Linked DNA regions of Homo sapiens: region 2 is linked to region 1. A link is an interaction called in ENCODE POLR2A ChIA-PET data of the cell type or tissue named here. Cell type or tissue: B cell. All regions are shown on one strand. Each heading gives the region's core, and the rest is flanking DNA. Links, peaks and the distances in the headings are about the cores only. Region 1 overlaps TRIM46 (tripartite motif containing 46). Region 2 overlaps ARHGEF2 (Rho/Rac guanine nucleotide exchange factor 2).

Region 1 (8,009 bases), core at 2,793-6,792:
ATGAAGCAAAAGGCAGGGCACACAGGCCCTGAGCAGTCCAGGGGGCACTCCAAGAGCCCACGGAAGGAAACAGCATCCAGGAAGGAAACCCGGCCCCGCTCATAGTCCAGGCAGATGCCCAGGCGGGGTGGCAGGGGCACTGTGCAGCCGGCTGTGGGGCCATCCCTCCCTGTCAGCCCTGCGTTTGAGCTTGCCCCCGACCCCAGCAGGATCTTGCCCATGCCAATGGTTAGGAAAGCGAAGGGTGGCGACGCCTCCACTGTGGCATCCTCGGCACCGCTGTCGTGCCCGCTGTCCGGGTCGTACCTGCAGAAGCGGGTGTTGGGGACGAGATTGTTGAGGGATGGAGTGACGGATGAGGTACCAGAGGGAGACGCTGGAAGGATGGAATGTTAAGGAGCAAGAGGTTGAAGGGATGGATTTTGGGTGTTGAGAAGAAAACGCTGAAGAGGCAGGGGTTAGAGTATAGGGTCAGGGGTTTGGGTTTGGTGGAAAGAGAGCACTGAGAGGAAAGCACATTGGCAAGAGAGGGGCAGGCGGACAGGAAAGACATGGCATTGGTATAGCCCGCGGAAAGGCATTGAGAAAAATGGTCTTGGGGAAATCATGCTGGGGAGATGGTTCTGAGGATTAGAGGACATTGGAAGAATCCGAGATTAGTGACTAAGAAGAGAAAGGATGTTGGGAAGGTGGGTGTCGGGAGAGAGATGAGGGTGGATTGGTGTCACAAATGAAGGGTGTTAGAGGTATGCGGGGTTGGGGACAATGGGGTTTAGGAGGGGTTTGTGTTGGGGAGAAAGCATTTTGAAGAAATAAGGTGTTGGGGGATAGAGTGCTGGGGAGAAGGCTTAGGATGCAAAGCATTAGTGGGAGGGTGTTAAATAGGGAGTTGGGGCCAGGCACAGTGGCTCACGCCTGTAATCCCAGCACTTTGGGAGGCCAAGGTGGGCGGATCACGAGGTCAGGAGATTGAGACCATCCTGGCTAACACGGTGAAAGCCCGTCTCTACTAAAAATACAAAAAATTAGCTGGGCATGGTGGCGGGTGCCTGTAGTCCCAGCTACTCGGGAGGCTGAGGCAGGAGAATGGTGTGAACCCGGGAGGTGGAGCTTGCAGTGAGCGGAGATCGCGCCGCTAGACTCCAGCCTGAGCGACAGAGCGAGACTCCATTTCAAAAAAAAAAAAAAACAGGGAGTTGGGGAGAGGAGGGTTATGGAGGTGGGATGTTTAAGGGAAGAATTTTTTTTTTTTTTTTTTTGAGAAGGAGTTTTGCTTTTGTCGCCCAGGCTGCAGTGCAATGACACAATCTTGGCTCACCGCAACCTCCACCTCCCGGGTTCAAGTGATTCTCCTGCCTCAGCCTCACGAGTAGCCGGGGTTACAGGCATGCGCTACCACGCCCAGCTATTTTTTTTGTATTTTTAGTAGAGATGGGGTCACTCCATGTTGGTCAAGCTGGTCTCGAACTCTCGACCTCCAGTGATTTGCCTGCCTCAGCCTCCCAAAGTGCTGGGATTACAGGCGTGAGCCACCGCATCCGGCTAAGGGAAGAATTTTAAGATACGGGTGAAGGAGGTCTTGGAGAGCAAAGGTTTTATGGAGAAGGTATGTTGGAAATGGAGTGTTAGGAAGAAAGGACACAGATGCTTGGAGAGATGGTGTGTTGATCCAGAGTGACAGATGGTTGGAAGGAAGCAGAGATGGCTCCCTCTTCTATCATCCCTTTCCCTGACCACACGACATGCTCTGAAAATCAGTCCTCAAAAGCCCTTTTGCTGAGCCCATGCGTCTCCTGGACACAGGCCTCCCAGCCTGGCTTCCAGGCTCCTACTACTTCCTCCTAATCCCCTCCCAGCCCCACCCTAGCAAGTCTGTGCTCCACTTGCCACCCCTTCTGTGCCCCTCACTCCCACCAGGACCCCCACACCCCATCCCTTCCAGAGGGGTCTGACCTGGGGCTGATCACATCGGGGGCACCCTGGAAACTTTCTTGAAGCTTGCTCTCCAGCCCGACGCCCACCTTGACCAAGTAGGAGGCTGGGTCTACGGCGCAGGCCCAGTAGCTGCGGCCCTGGGTCACAGCCACGTCGCCCAGGACCACATCCACACTCAGGTGGCAGCCGGTCAGCAGCCGGTCAGCAGCCAGCAGCAGGGGCAGCCCTGGAACACTCCGTACTGCTCGCTGGTCCTTGCTGATAGCCAGCCGCTCTCGGCTTGCGCCCCAGCGGCTATCGAGGAAGAAGTGCAGGACTGGAAGGAGGGAGAGGGTTGAGATGGAGCAAGAACTTCAGGGACAAACACTGGCACTGGGGGCTGTGAGACTGCAGAACAGGGAACGCGTTGCAAGGGGGTTCAGTCACCAGGAACAGGCAGGGGGTTCAGGAGAACAGGACATGGGAAACTGGAATGGGGGGCATGAGGAAAAAAGAAGGGGGCATTCCAAATGGGCGTGGGACCCCAGAGAGTTTTTGTGATGGCAGTGGGCACAGAAGTCAGTGCTCCGGACCTGGCTGACTCATGGGGCTCCCTCGAACCCCTTACTTGTGGCCAGCCCCATGGACAGTTCCCACTATTCTGTTCCACCTGGTGACATTCCCATCACCATCAATCTGTGCCTTCCAGCCCATACTCTGGGTTCACACCTGGCCCTTATACCCAGCCCCTATTTGGGTGGCAAGGCTTCCCTCTTATGCCCACCCCCTGGAGTCCGAACTATTTTCTAGTCACTTTAGTAACATTCTTGAGCCCTAACCATGAGCCGGACACTGTACTCAGACTCCCATTGATCGTCTCAAACCAGTTGAATTCTTGCAACTCTATGAGGTAAGCATTATCATTTTTTAAAAATATATATATGTTTTTGAGACGGAGTCTCACACTGTTCCCCAGGCTGGAGTGCAGTGGCGCAATCTTGGCTCACTGCAACCCCTGCCTCCCAGGTTCAAGCCATTCTCCTGCCTCAGCCTTCCAAGTAGCTGGGATTACAGGCGCCTGCAACCACACCCAGCTAATTATTTTCATTTTCATTTTTAGTAGAGACGGGGTTTCACTATGTTGGCCAGGCTGGTCTTGAACGCCTGACCTCGTGATCCATCCACCTCGGCCTCCCAAAGTGCTGGGATTACAGGCGTGAGCCACTGTGCCCAGCCAAAAATAATTTATTTTTTACGTATTTTATTTACTTATTTATTGAGACAGAGTTTCACTCTTGTTGCTCAGGCTGAAGTGCAATGGCGCGATCTCGGCTCACCGCAACCTCCGCCTCCTGGGTTCAAGCAATTCTCCTGCCTCAGCCTCCCAAGTAGCTGGGATTACAGGCATGCGCCACCACACCCAGCTAATGTTGTATTTTTAGTAGAGATGGGGTTTCTCCATGTTGGTCAGGCTGGTCTCAAACTCCCAACCTCAGGGGATCCACCCACCTTGGCCTCCCAAAGTGCTGGGATTACAGGTGTGAGCCACCTTGCCTGGCCTTTATTTATTTATTTATTTATTTATTTTTCCGAGACGTCGGAGTCTTGCTCTGTTGTCCAGGCTGGAGTCCAGTGGCGCGATCTCAGCTCACTGCAACCTCCGCCTCCCAGGTTCAAGCGATTCTCCTACCTCAGCCTCCCGAGTAGCTGGAATTGTAGGCACGCACCACCACGCCTGGCTAAGTTTTGTATTCCTAGTAGAGACGGGGTTTCACCATGTTGGCCAGGCTGGTCTCAAACTCTTGACCTTGTGATCCGCCCGCCTCGGCCTCCCAAAGTGCTGGGATTACAGGCATGAGCTACCTCGCCTGGCCTATTTATTTTTTTAGAGATCGGGTCTCGCTGTGTTGGCCAGGTTGGTCTTGAACTCCTGGCCTCAAGCAATCCTCCCTCCTTGGCCTCCCAAAGTGCTAGGATTACAGGCATGAGCCGCTGCACCTGGCCAGTATTATCGTTATCCCTACAGAAAAGGACTCTGAAGTTCAGAGAGGGTAAAAACTTGCCAGAAGCCACCCACACAGTTGGCAAGAGGCAGAGCTGGGATTTGAACCCAAGCAGTCTAGCTCCAGAGCTAGTGTGTGTGAGACCTACTATGTTATATGGCCTCTCTAGCGGCCACCGGAACCAACCGTCAGGGCCTAGGCCCTGGCATACCCCATGCCCTTTGCACGACCACCTGTGCCTGCCCACTCACCAGGTGCCGGGGGCGTGTGCAGGTGCACATCTTCACTGTATTCGCCGTAGCCGGCCTTGTTGCAGCCGCGGACACGCAGCACATACACAGAGCCCGTGTCGGGGTTCTCAAGCAGGGCACTGGTGCCCCTCACCTCCTCCCGCCGCTGCCAGCGGGTGGGGCCTGGCTGAGCAGGCACATCCGTGCGCCGGAACTCAACGGTATAGTGCCAGGCAGGTGGTGAATGGGGGGGCAGCCGCCAGCACAGGAAGATCTGATCATAGGCAAAGGTGCGCTGGGTGTCAATGACGGGGGCCTCAGGCACTGTTGGAAGAGACAGCGGGTGTCAGTCAGGGCCTGGCCACTGGCCTGGCATGGAGGGCAGGGGCAGGCAGGAAAAGGGAAAGCAGCGGGAGCCGGGGGGGTGAGTGTGGGTGAGAGGGAGCTGGGGAAGGGCTCATCTGGGAACTGGGCACAGGAGGGGTAGGGCAGGGCCCAAGAGAGAACGAGGCAGGAAAGCGCTGGGCTGGGGGTCAGGACACCTGTGTGCTAGTTCTGGGCTGCTGCTACCTCACTCTGGCCTGGAATAAGTCACTTCCCCTTTCTGGGCCTCAGTTTCCTCCCCTGTCAAATGAGGGTATCAGATCAGGTAAGTTCTGGGGGCCCTTGCAGCTCAGTTATTCTATGAATTAAGAGGAGCCCCAGGGAGGGGCAGGCAAAGGCCACTGGAGCCCACAGGCAAGAGGGCGCTGAGCAGGAAGGAAGGGGACCAGGCTCAGAAGAGAGATTTAGGAGGCAGCGAGGTGGAAAGTGGGGACAACAGAGGGACAGCAAAAGCTGAGGGCAGGGGTTGGAGGTCAAGGGAAAGGAAGTGCAAGGCCAGAGGGCAAGGGTCACAAGGACAAAAGGTCAGAAGGGCCAGGATTACGCAAGCGCCTGAAGAAGGCAGAAGGGAGACAGGGCATTGGTCCAGTGGGAGGACCACGAGGTCGGGGCAAGGCAGGAAAGAGAAGGAAGCAATGAGTGGTTGGCTGAGATGCGTGGGAGCAGCGGGGTGGGAAGGGGGCCCGGCGGCGGGCAGGGCCCCCGGGGCAGGGCCGCTGACTTGCCTGGGGTGCTCCGGAGCAGAGTCCGCGGTGGCCACAGCCTACAAACAAAGAGAGGGAGAAGCAGCGCTGAGCGCGGTAGGACGGTGTGGCAGGGTGGGCTGGGTGGGAGGAATGGCTGGCCAGGCCGGGCAGGAGGCCGGGGAGGTCCCCGGTAGGCACTGCCCCCCGGGCCCGCTGCTGGGGAGGAAGGGAAGAAGGCTCTGGTTGGGCATGGGGCCTGGCCATCTCCTTACCTCGCAGGAAGTTAAGCTCTGTCAGCAGCTTCATCTCACGTCCCACGTCGAGCTGGCAATGGCGGAAGGAGGAGCTGGCAGCTGGCCGGAATGTCTGGAGGGCTTCAGTGGCTCGGGCAATCCTGGGATGGGGGCAAGAAAGGGTCAGGCACTGCCATGTGGGCAGTCTCCCTTCCCCTCAATTCTGTCTTGCTTGCCCCTAGAGCCTTGGGAACTGCTTTGGGAGCTGGTATCAGTTTGGCCTCATGAGAATCCTTAGAATGCCAGTTCTCCACCTGGCAGTACTGTAGACATTGTCCTAGATGTTGGTCACATCCATGATGTCCCTGCCCCCCTAGGAGCCCATGCCCCTGAGTACCTGTTGTGCAGCTGCTTGGCGGCTTGCACAAAGCAAGGCTGGTCTGTTTCCTTAAGTACTTCCTGGGCATAGCCCACCAGACCTGAGCCATCCAGCAGGCTCCGGTGCTCCTGGATCTGGGCGCTGAGACGGGCCAGCCGCTCCTGCTGGCATTCTTCAATGGCCTGAAGCAGTGATGCCCGCTTCTCCTCCAGCACAGCCCCCAGCCCCCGCACCAGCTGCGACACCTCCTCCTTGGCCTGCTGACCACTCACCTGCCCAGGGAGCAACACCCAAAGGATGCGTGACTTACTATCTTCTTTTTGGAGGCAGCACTTGTGCTGGCCTCCTTGGATGCCACAGCATGGCTAAGGTCACAAGGGATCTGGGGAAATCCTACTCACCCATTCCTACAGGGCCTGGGCTCATGGCTGCAAAGGCACCTCTAGATGGACTCAACTCCTGGTCATTTGTGCCAACCTTCCCGGAACCCCACATCATAATCTCTGCCCCTTAGTGACTCATCCAAATGAACGAGGCCATGGCTACCCTAATGTCCACTTGGACTGCACTAATTAATGTCCACTGGCATCTATGCCATCCTTAGTTGTCCATCCCCATGTCAGCCAGCTCAAGCAACCTGGCAGAAGGTATCAGTCATCACCTCACTCTAGCACTGGGAATGCGTGACATCCTCGGTAGGCACCTGAGCCTGAGAGCATCTGAGCTACGCGTGGGGTTTTTTGAGCTATGCATGGGGTTTTTCGAGCACTCTCCTGAGCTATAGCCACCCTGCCCCCTCCTGCAGCCCAGGTACAGCCTGGCCTGGGGCACTGGTGTTCCTGCAAACCTGGTTTAACCAGAACCTGGACACCTCACGGGCTTCCTGAGCTAGCAACAAGGTGATTGGGTCATGATCACCCACACCCCCTTCCTGCCCCTACTCCCAGGCAGGGCCCAGGGCCTACCTCTGTGCCCTCCCTCACCTCGGTGTGCCTCACGGCCTCCTCCAGCTCACAGATCTGGGTCTGTACCGTGTCCTGGTTTCCCAGGATGTATGTCAGGCTCTTTGTCAGCTTGTCCTGAGGGGGAAGAAAGAGGTGGGCATCAAGCCCAGCTCTGCAGAAGCCAGCAGTTGGGAGGAGGTGCAAGAGGGTAAGAGTGTGAGTTAGCACTAGGGTTGGATAAGGGGGGTCCTTACCTTGAGGGCCTGGTAGGCACTGAGCACTGGTGTGATCTTGTGCCCGCTGTGGGTGCGCCGCACCCGGCAGAGTTGACATACCAGGCGTTGGCATGTCTTGCAGTAGTGGGTCACCTCTTCCTTGTGGTCTGGGCACATAAGGCCCTAGGGACACAAAGAACAATGTGATGGTCAGACAATGGTGTGGGTAAGGGTGCTATGCTACCACTACAGCAGTTTGGTGCCCTCCTCCACTGGCAAGATGGGAGTGGAGACATCCGCTGGTGGTGCTCCACAGTGCCACCTGGTGGTACATACTGGCATCAAAGAGCCTTTCCTGCAGTCTCCGGGCGGTGCCCATTTCACCAGCATTGCACCTCCCTTCATCTCTCTCATTGGGATATATGGTAATAACAGTAATAATGATGCCAATTAATCTTTGCCTGGTAGTTAATAATTAACCTTGTCCATCTTGTTTACTGCTGTATCTCCAACACCTAGAATAGCACCATGCACATAGGTGCTCAATAAATATTTGTTCAGTGAGTGAATGCACACAGACCTTTTCAGTGTGCAGGTAACACTTTTTAGTGAACAAACATTATCTCACACCATCCTCTCAGCAACCCTTTAGGTATGGACATTGCAGGGCAGATACTACCATCCCCCTACAGGGATGTAAATGAGATGGAGGCCCAAAGTTGTTGAATGATTTGTCCAGTGACTTTGTGACAGATTACAGAGATAGGTGCTTAGCATTGGAAAACCCTTCCCACTTCCTTTTGGAAACCCACAATGCCAGGCACCCCCACCCACCTGCAGCAGCATGTCCCTCCCTCCCCAGGCCTTGGAAGGGCTGGCTCACCTTGGGTCGGAAGGAGAGGGTAGGCAGGGTGGGCTCATGCTGGGCCTTCTGGGTGCCCCAGGGGTGGAAGAGCTTGAAGCACTCATTGCAGAAGGTGGCGCGGCACTCTGTGCAGCCCTTGGTGGCCTCTAGTGGTGG
Region 2 (7,407 bases), core at 2,439-6,438, 770 kb before region 1:
CTGAAAAGCAGGCCACGGAACTGGCATTACTGCAGCGGCAACATGCGCTGCTGCAGGAGGAGCTACGGCGCTGCCGGCGGCTAGGTGAAGAACGGGCAACCGAAGCTGGCAGCCTGGAGGCCCGGCTCCGGGAGAGTGAGCAGGCCCGGGCACTGCTGGAGCGTGAGGCCGAAGAGGCTCGAAGGCAGCTGGCCGCCCTGGGCCAGACCGAGCCACTCCCAGCTGAGGCCCCCTGGGCCCGCAGACCTGTGGATCCTCGGCGGCGCAGCCTCCCCGCAGGCGATGCCCTGTACTTGAGTTTCAACCCCCCACAGGTAAGGTGGCCTGCAGTGGTGAATGGACCTGGGGTGGACATAAGGGTCCATGGAGCCCGAAAGAAATTGGGCCATTGGGGATTTGAGCCCAAATGCAATCAGTCAACTGACTTGAAGGATATTGAGATACTGGTTGGAGAACTGAAAAGAAATGTAGATGGGTGCAGGGGTGGAGGAAATTAACTCGGGTCGTGGTGCTGAAAGAGGCCAGTTGGTGGTGGATCTCCTGAAGGGGACTCATGGGTGAGCCCCAGGGGGGAGAGCTGCTGCCTTCAGCCAAGCAGAACCTCCAATCTTCACACTACTCAGTCCCTGACCTGCTGTTCTTCCTGCCCACTGTCCACAGCCCAGCCGAGGCACTGACCGCCTGGATCTACCTGTCACTACTCGCTCTGTCCATCGAAACTTTGAGGACCGAGAGAGGCAGGAACTGGGGAGCCCCGAAGAGCGGCTGCAAGACAGCAGTGACCCTGACACTGGCAGCGAGGAGGAAGGTAGCAGCCGTCTGTCTCCGCCCCACAGTCCACGAGGTGAGACCCTGGCGGAGACATGGACCAGAGGTAGAGTGCAGCCTGGGTACAGGCCATTGGGCTGTGGCTTCCAAATGGGCCCTAACTGACCTGTGAGGCTTGTAGTAACTCTAGGGAGGGACTTCCTGTTTTGTCTGATGATGAATGGGTGGTGGAAGTCTAGGAAGCAGGAGGGGCCTCTCTCCTCCAACTGGTTGGTGATTCCCAACCTTTAGAAGTAAAAACAGATTCTTTTTTAAAAAGGCATGGCGGCTCAGGCCTGTAATCCTAACACTTTGGGAGGCCAAGGCAGGAGGATCGCTTGAGCTCAGAATTTTGAGGCCAGCCTGGGCAACATAGTGAGACCCACCTTCTCTACAAAAAAAAATTCATTTATTTATTTTTTTATTTTATTTAATTAATTTATTTCATTATTATTTTTTGAGATGGAGTCTTGCACTGTTGCCTGGGCTGGAGTGCAGTGGCGTGATCTTGGCTCACTGCAACCTCTGCCTTCCAGGTTCAAGCGATTCTCCTGCCTCAGCCTCCCAAGTAGCTAGGATTACAGGCGCCCACCGCCACGCCCAGCTAATTTTTGTATTTTTAGTAGAAATGGGGTTTCACTATGTTGGCCAGGTTGGTCTTGAACGGCTGACCTCGCGATCCACCTGTCTTGGCCTCCCAGAGTGTCGGGATTACAGGCATGAGCCACCACGCCTGGCTAAATTTTTTTTTTTTTTGAGATGGAATTCTCACTCTGTCGCCAGGCTGGAGTACAGTAGTGAGATCTCCGCTTACTGCAACCTCCGCCTCCCAGGTCCAAGTGATTCTCCTGCCTCAGACTCCCGAGTAGCTGGGACTACAGGCACATGCCTCCACGCCCAGCTAATTTTTGTATTTTTAGAAGAGATAGGGTTTCACCATGTTGCCCAGTCTGGTCTCAATCTCTTGACCTCATGATCCGCCTGCCTTGGCCTCCCAAAGTGCTGGGATTACAGATGTGAGCCACTGCACCCGGTCTATTTTATTTTATTTTATTTTATTTTATTTTATTTATTTATTTATTTAAGATGGAGTCTCACTCTGTCACCCAGGCTGGAGTGCAGTGGCACAATCTCAGCTCACTGCAACCTCCACCTCCTGAGTTCAAGTGATTCTCCTGCCTCAGCCTCTCGAGTAGCTGGGATTTACAGGCATGCACTACCACACCTGGCTAATTTTTTTTGTATTTTTTAGTAGAGATGGGGTTTCACCATGTTGGCCAGGCTGGTCTCGAACTCCTGGCCTCAGGTGATTCACCCACATTGGCCTCCCAAAGTGCTGGGATTACAGGTGTGAGCCACCGTGCCTGGTCCCCCAAAATTTTTTTAATTAGCCAGGTGTGGTGGAGTGAGCCTGTAGTCCTAGCTACGGAGAGTGAGAGTGAGGTGAGAGGATCACTTGAGCCCAGCAGGTTGAGTTGACAGTACTCCGTGATTGCTCCAGCCTGGGCGACAGAAAGAGACCCGGAGACCCAGACAGAGGATCTCACTCTAAAATTTTTTATGTTAGAGAGAGGGTCTTGTGCTGTTGCCGAGGCTGGACTCAAACTCCTGGGCTTAAGTGATCCTCCCAAGTAGCTGGGGCTACAGGTACATACCACTGTGCCTGGGAAGGTATAGTTTTTTGTTTTGTTTTGTTTTGTTTTTTTTGAGACAGTTTTGCTCTGTCACCCAGGCTGGAGTGTAGTGGCACAATCTCAGCTCACTGCAACTTCCACCTCCCAAGTTCAAGCAATTCTTGTTCCTCAGCCTCCCGAGTAGCTGGGATTACAGGCGCATGCCACCACATATAGCTAATTTTTGGCATTTTTAGTAGAGATGGGGTTTCACCATGTTGGCCAGGCTGGTCTCCAACTCCTGGCCTTAAGTGATTCTCCCACCTTAGCCTCCCAAAGTGTTAGGATTATAAGCACGAGCCATGGGGCCAGTTTTTAAAGTAAAAAAAGTTTCAAAGAACTTCAAGTTTTTACAGTTGGTTCATGAAATAAAAAATTACCAAAAGCTTTAACCTTAAAGTATTTTGTATTTTCCTAATCAAATTGTATCTTTGGATACTGTAAAAGTGTATCCGGTACCTAGGTATGGATACCTTGCTTACTTTGTTGCCAAAGGTTTTCCTCTCACCCAAGAATTTACAGAACCCTGTCATCCCTTCACAGCCCCAGAGCCCCCTGAGCCTGCAGATGGGGAGGCATTAGTCTAGGGGTACAGTTCCTCATGGGAGTCTCTGCTAACTCACTGGCTTTGTCCTGTCCCCCTTCAGACTTTACCAGAATGCAGGACATCCCGGAGGAGACGGAGAGCCGCGACGGGGAGGCTGTAGCCTCCGAGAGCTAAGGGGGCCCCTCCCCCCTGCCCCGTGCCCCACTGAAGAACATTACTGAGGGGGCTAACCTTGGGGACTCCAATTTGCCAATGATGAGGGAACATTTGAAAGAACTGCAAATTGTCCTTGCCAGCTCTTGGGATCCTTGGATACCTGGGGCCATTTAAGAAGCTAGGGGAATTAGGCCACAACACCCCCTGGGACATCCGAAAGCTACACCACAGATGCCAGTGGTTCATGCCTTCTTCCCGCAACTTTAGGAAAATTTATTTATTTATTGTTTATTAGTTATGGGGGGAGAGGGGAGATTTAAAGGACCAGGGACATGGGAACCAAGCCATAGGGATCAGAGGGCCTTGTCCTTGAACACTACTGGGGTATATTCAGGCTCATCCACGCAGCTGCTGGGTTCTTGCCCTAACGGCCCTCCCCTGCAACATCCGTCTTGGAGGAGAGGCTGCAGCCACAGCACCCTACTGCCCTTTAAATAAAGGAGGGCTGTGGGCAGGGCCATGTCCCTTTCTCCTCTCCCCTCAACCTCTTACTGCTGTTCTCCCTTTCTCCGTCCTTCATGGAAGCCCTGGGAGATAACCTGGCTTCCTGGAGTTGATGGAATAAAGGTTGGGGTGGCCATAATGGTTTGTTGGGGGTGAGGGAAAAAACCCACAGGGACCAGAATGTTTTGTTGTTCTTTTGTTTTCTTTTTTGTACCAAAGTCAACTGCACGTGTTTTATATTTTTAAGAGATCGTAGGCAATTAGAGATCGAAGCCTCCTATCTCCACATCTCTGAAGAAGTTGAGGGGTGGGGGAGAGAATGACTTCTGCCTTCATCTGCAGTAACGGGGGGACCTATACTGACCTCTTCCCCAGCCATTTAGAAACAAGTTCTAGGGTGGGTTGGAAAATCTCCAAGAGCCCTGACCTCATCTTCCACCTCAGCAACCATGACCTGAAACCTCAGCGTGAATTTGGGGGATTTTTCAGTGGAACCCTTGCCCCCAAATGTCGACCAGCCCCCAAATGTCGAAGAATTTTCTTCTTGCCAATTTTGTTGTTTAAAAAAAAAATTCAGGGAAAATTAAAAACCTGGAACTCCATAAGGTACTGTCTTCCATAATGTCTGCCAATTCTGAGGAGGATGGTAGTAGAGAGCCGGGCAGTGACCTAAGTTCCTCTGAAAGGGGCCTTTTCCTCTCACCGCAAGGACAGCCTCTGCCTCACTGAAGAGAGGGGGCACTAACAAAAGTAACCACTGCAAATCTTTTTTTTGTTTTTTTAATTCACAAATACAAGGATAAAAACAAAGGGGCACACAGGTTCCAATGTTGGGAATTCCGGTATCAGGAAAAGTGTGTTCATCGTATTTGTATGCCATGCTCAGCAATCACCTCCACCTATTGCCCCCATCCCCAGTGTCATTCATTGTCAGATCCATCCCCCACTAGGCCCTTGTTGATCTCCATGATGTCGGGCCCTGGGGTTACCCGTCACAGGAGCTGCTCATTTACTGTCCCTCTTTGAGAGGCAGTGAGAGATGAGCTGGTTTCAGTTCTTGGTTTTAGTTGGTTTTACTTCCTGTTCCCAGTTGGTACTTACTTTGGGGCTGTGGGGGAGGGGAGGAGGTGAGAGTCTAGGGTTGTATAAATGCTGGTATGAATTCACATCCCTGTTGGAGCCTGTGGGGTCAGATCAGGAGAAGGGGGCTCAGGCCCTCAGCTAGAAAGAGGAATTGAAGTCACATGGGGAGCAGGCTGGGGGAGCAGCCAGCACCCTCCCCTTCTGTAACTCTCATCCACCAGCATCAAGCCTTTACAAGGTGCTTTCTCAGCCATTACGGGGATCCTGAGAATGGGGAATTGTTCTCATTTTATGGGCCGGGAAACCTAGGTGCACGAAGCTTGCCAGGCCAGGAGGGGGCCGGCCTTCTTAGTTCCAGTCCACCACTTTTCTCTCTTGGCTACTCTGCCTAAAAATACCAGGGCTGGCTGGGTGCAGTGGCTCACGCCTATAATCCCAGCACTTTGGGAAGCTGAGTTGGGTGGATCACTTGAGGCCAGGAGTTCGAGACCAGCCTGGCCAACATGGTGAAACCCCATCTCTACTAAAAATACAAAAATTAGCCGGGCGTGATGGCGGGCACCTGTATTCCCAGCTACCTGGGAGGCTGAGGTGGGAGAATTGCTTGAACCCGGGAGGCAGAGGTTGCAGTGAGCCGAGATTGTGCCACTGCACTCCAGCACTCCAGCCTGGGTGACAGAGCAAGACCCTGCCTGGAGAAAAGAAAAAAAAAAAAACACCAGGGCTTCACATTTCACACACAGGGACACAGGGCTCAGCAGCTGTCTTCCAGGTCAGCTGGAAGTATCTCCGACCCAGAGCTGTGAGGGTGGCACCTTTAGGTGGGGAAGGAAGGTAGGTGGGGGTAGGGTGAGGATATTAGACAGCATGCAGAGACCACCAAGAAAGGGGAATGCAGGCTCTCCCAGAATGCCCCACAGATCCAATGAGAGATGCTGGTCAGCAGAGAACATGGAAACCTGGAGACACAGCCCAGAGTGGGTGTGAAGTCCCCCGCTGCTTTCTTTGAAGCAGTGCTGTCCCTTCTGCCACCCCGTACCAACCCCCTCCACACACACACACACACACACACACACACACACACACACACACCTTCAGCCCCAGAACATGGGGCACAAGCATTTGTCTGATGTGTCTACTCCTGAGAGCTAGGCCTCTTCCTCACATCTTTCACCGTTGTGTCCCCTGTCCCCTCCCTAACCCACTTTTGGGAACCCACAGTCTTAACCTCTGTCCCTCCTGCTGAAGTTTCAAAGCCATTTGGCTTGGTGTTCCAGGGAGCCAGGGCCCAGGTTCTCACCAAAACATTGCCTTCCCTCCGTTCCAAGGGGAGCTCCAGGCCGCCTGCTCTGCCCAGCCCTCCCTTCTCCATCCTCCACTGCACCCTCCTCGTTCCACTCCCCCACAAGAGTAGGTCTTTGTGCATGCAGTTCATCTCTAACTTGGACCTGTGTACACTTTGTCAATATTTACCTCTGGGGCCCATAAAGCAGAGATGCCCCCAGAGGAGCCAATATCCGGAGCCCAGCAAAGCCATCAGAGGGAGCTGCTGGGGTGGGAAGATGGGTGCTTAGGTGGTGAGGGATTTTCCATTGCCTGCATGGGCTAGGAATAGACGTGGAGTTTTGGAACTAGTTTAAACATCATCAAAAAGAGGAAATTAAACAAGAGGCTAATTAAGTTCCTTTCACATTGCTTAATCTGTTGTGAATTGGGTGCCTCTTTGGAGCCTCCTCTGCCCAGCAATTAAAGGAACTGGGACAGGGGGCACCTGGAGGCACTGTGGCCTCCCCCTTCACAGGGCGCTCTGCACTTAATAAGGCGGCACTGCTCCCAGCTGCTGCCCCAGGAGCCTGAGCAGCCTGCGTCCTCATAGGTTACAAGTCATGCCAGAGAGCTTGGGGCGGGGGGCGGTGGGGGGGCAGTGGAAGTGGGAGCTCTACCTCATCTTCCCTCTGCCTCCCTCCTTTCTAGGGGCTGCCTCCTAGAAAATCCTTCTGATGGCTAACCTTTATCATTGATGCATCTCAATACAGGAACCAAAGAGGAACCCCTGTCCTGGAGAACACACCTTCAAGAGGGGCTTAGGGGCCAACCTCTGAGTTCTTTATGTGAGACTTTCATTATACCCCACTTCAGAGCATATACAACCATTCCAGCTGAGACATGGTTCCCCATCCCCATCTCCCAGCTGCACGCTTATTTCCTCCCATCTCTCTGTCTCCATTTTACACAGGGTGTAAGAATAATAGCTCGACCGGGTGCGGTGGCTCACGCCTGTAACTCCAGCACTTTGGGAGGCCGAGGTGGGCAGATCACTAGAGGTCAGGAGTTTGAGACCAGCCTGGCCAATATGGTGAAACTCTGTCTCTATTAAAAATTACAAAAAATTGGCCAGGCATGGTAGCGGGAGCCTGTAGTCCCAGCTACTCGGGAGGCTGAGGCAGGAGAATCGCTTGAACCCGGGAAGCGGAGGTTGCAGTGAGCTGAGATCACACCACTGCACTCCAGCCTGGGCGACAGAACGAGACTCTGTCTCAAACAAACAAACAAACAAACAAGAATAATAGCTAACAGTATATTTCACTGTTAAATCTTTAGTAGCCCATTTTACAGTTGAGAACAGTGAGGTACAAA

The links. Peaks named below come from ENCODE experiments on the same cell type or tissue, not always from the same donor. Only the 100,000 strongest peaks of a DNase experiment are listed, where the experiment ranks them.
Region 2: POLR2A ChIA-PET joins it to region 1 with 5 read pairs; 2 of 35 experiments call an interaction of 5 or more read pairs at or near these places.

Annotation. Positions count from the first base shown.
Region 1 is chr1:155,176,094-155,184,102 of GRCh38, reverse strand. TRIM46 (tripartite motif containing 46) reads right to left here. Exons shown (of 10, transcript NM_025058.5): 3 at 7,872-8,009; 4 at 7,028-7,171; 5 at 6,813-6,908; 6 at 5,848-6,101; 7 at 5,490-5,611; 8 at 4,169-4,471; 9 at 1,954-2,251; 10 at 1-306. Among named protein-coding and RNA genes, the nearest start is that of TRIM46, 6.2 kb to the right of the region's middle. In B cell, for the core only: no CTCF peak of the experiment used is centred there; no DNase peak of the experiment used is centred there.
Region 2 is chr1:155,943,736-155,951,142 of GRCh38, reverse strand. It overlaps ARHGEF2 (Rho/Rac guanine nucleotide exchange factor 2), which reads left to right. Exons shown (of 22, transcript NM_001162383.2): 20 at 1-314; 21 at 661-844; 22 at 3,128-4,289. The coding sequence ends at 3,201. Among named protein-coding and RNA genes, the nearest start is that of MIR6738, 3.9 kb to the left of the region's middle. In B cell, for the core only: no CTCF peak of the experiment used is centred there; DNase peaks (open chromatin) are centred at 4,772, 5,702, 5,902 and 6,162; H3K4me3 peaks cover 1,136 bases; H3K27ac peaks cover 4,000 bases.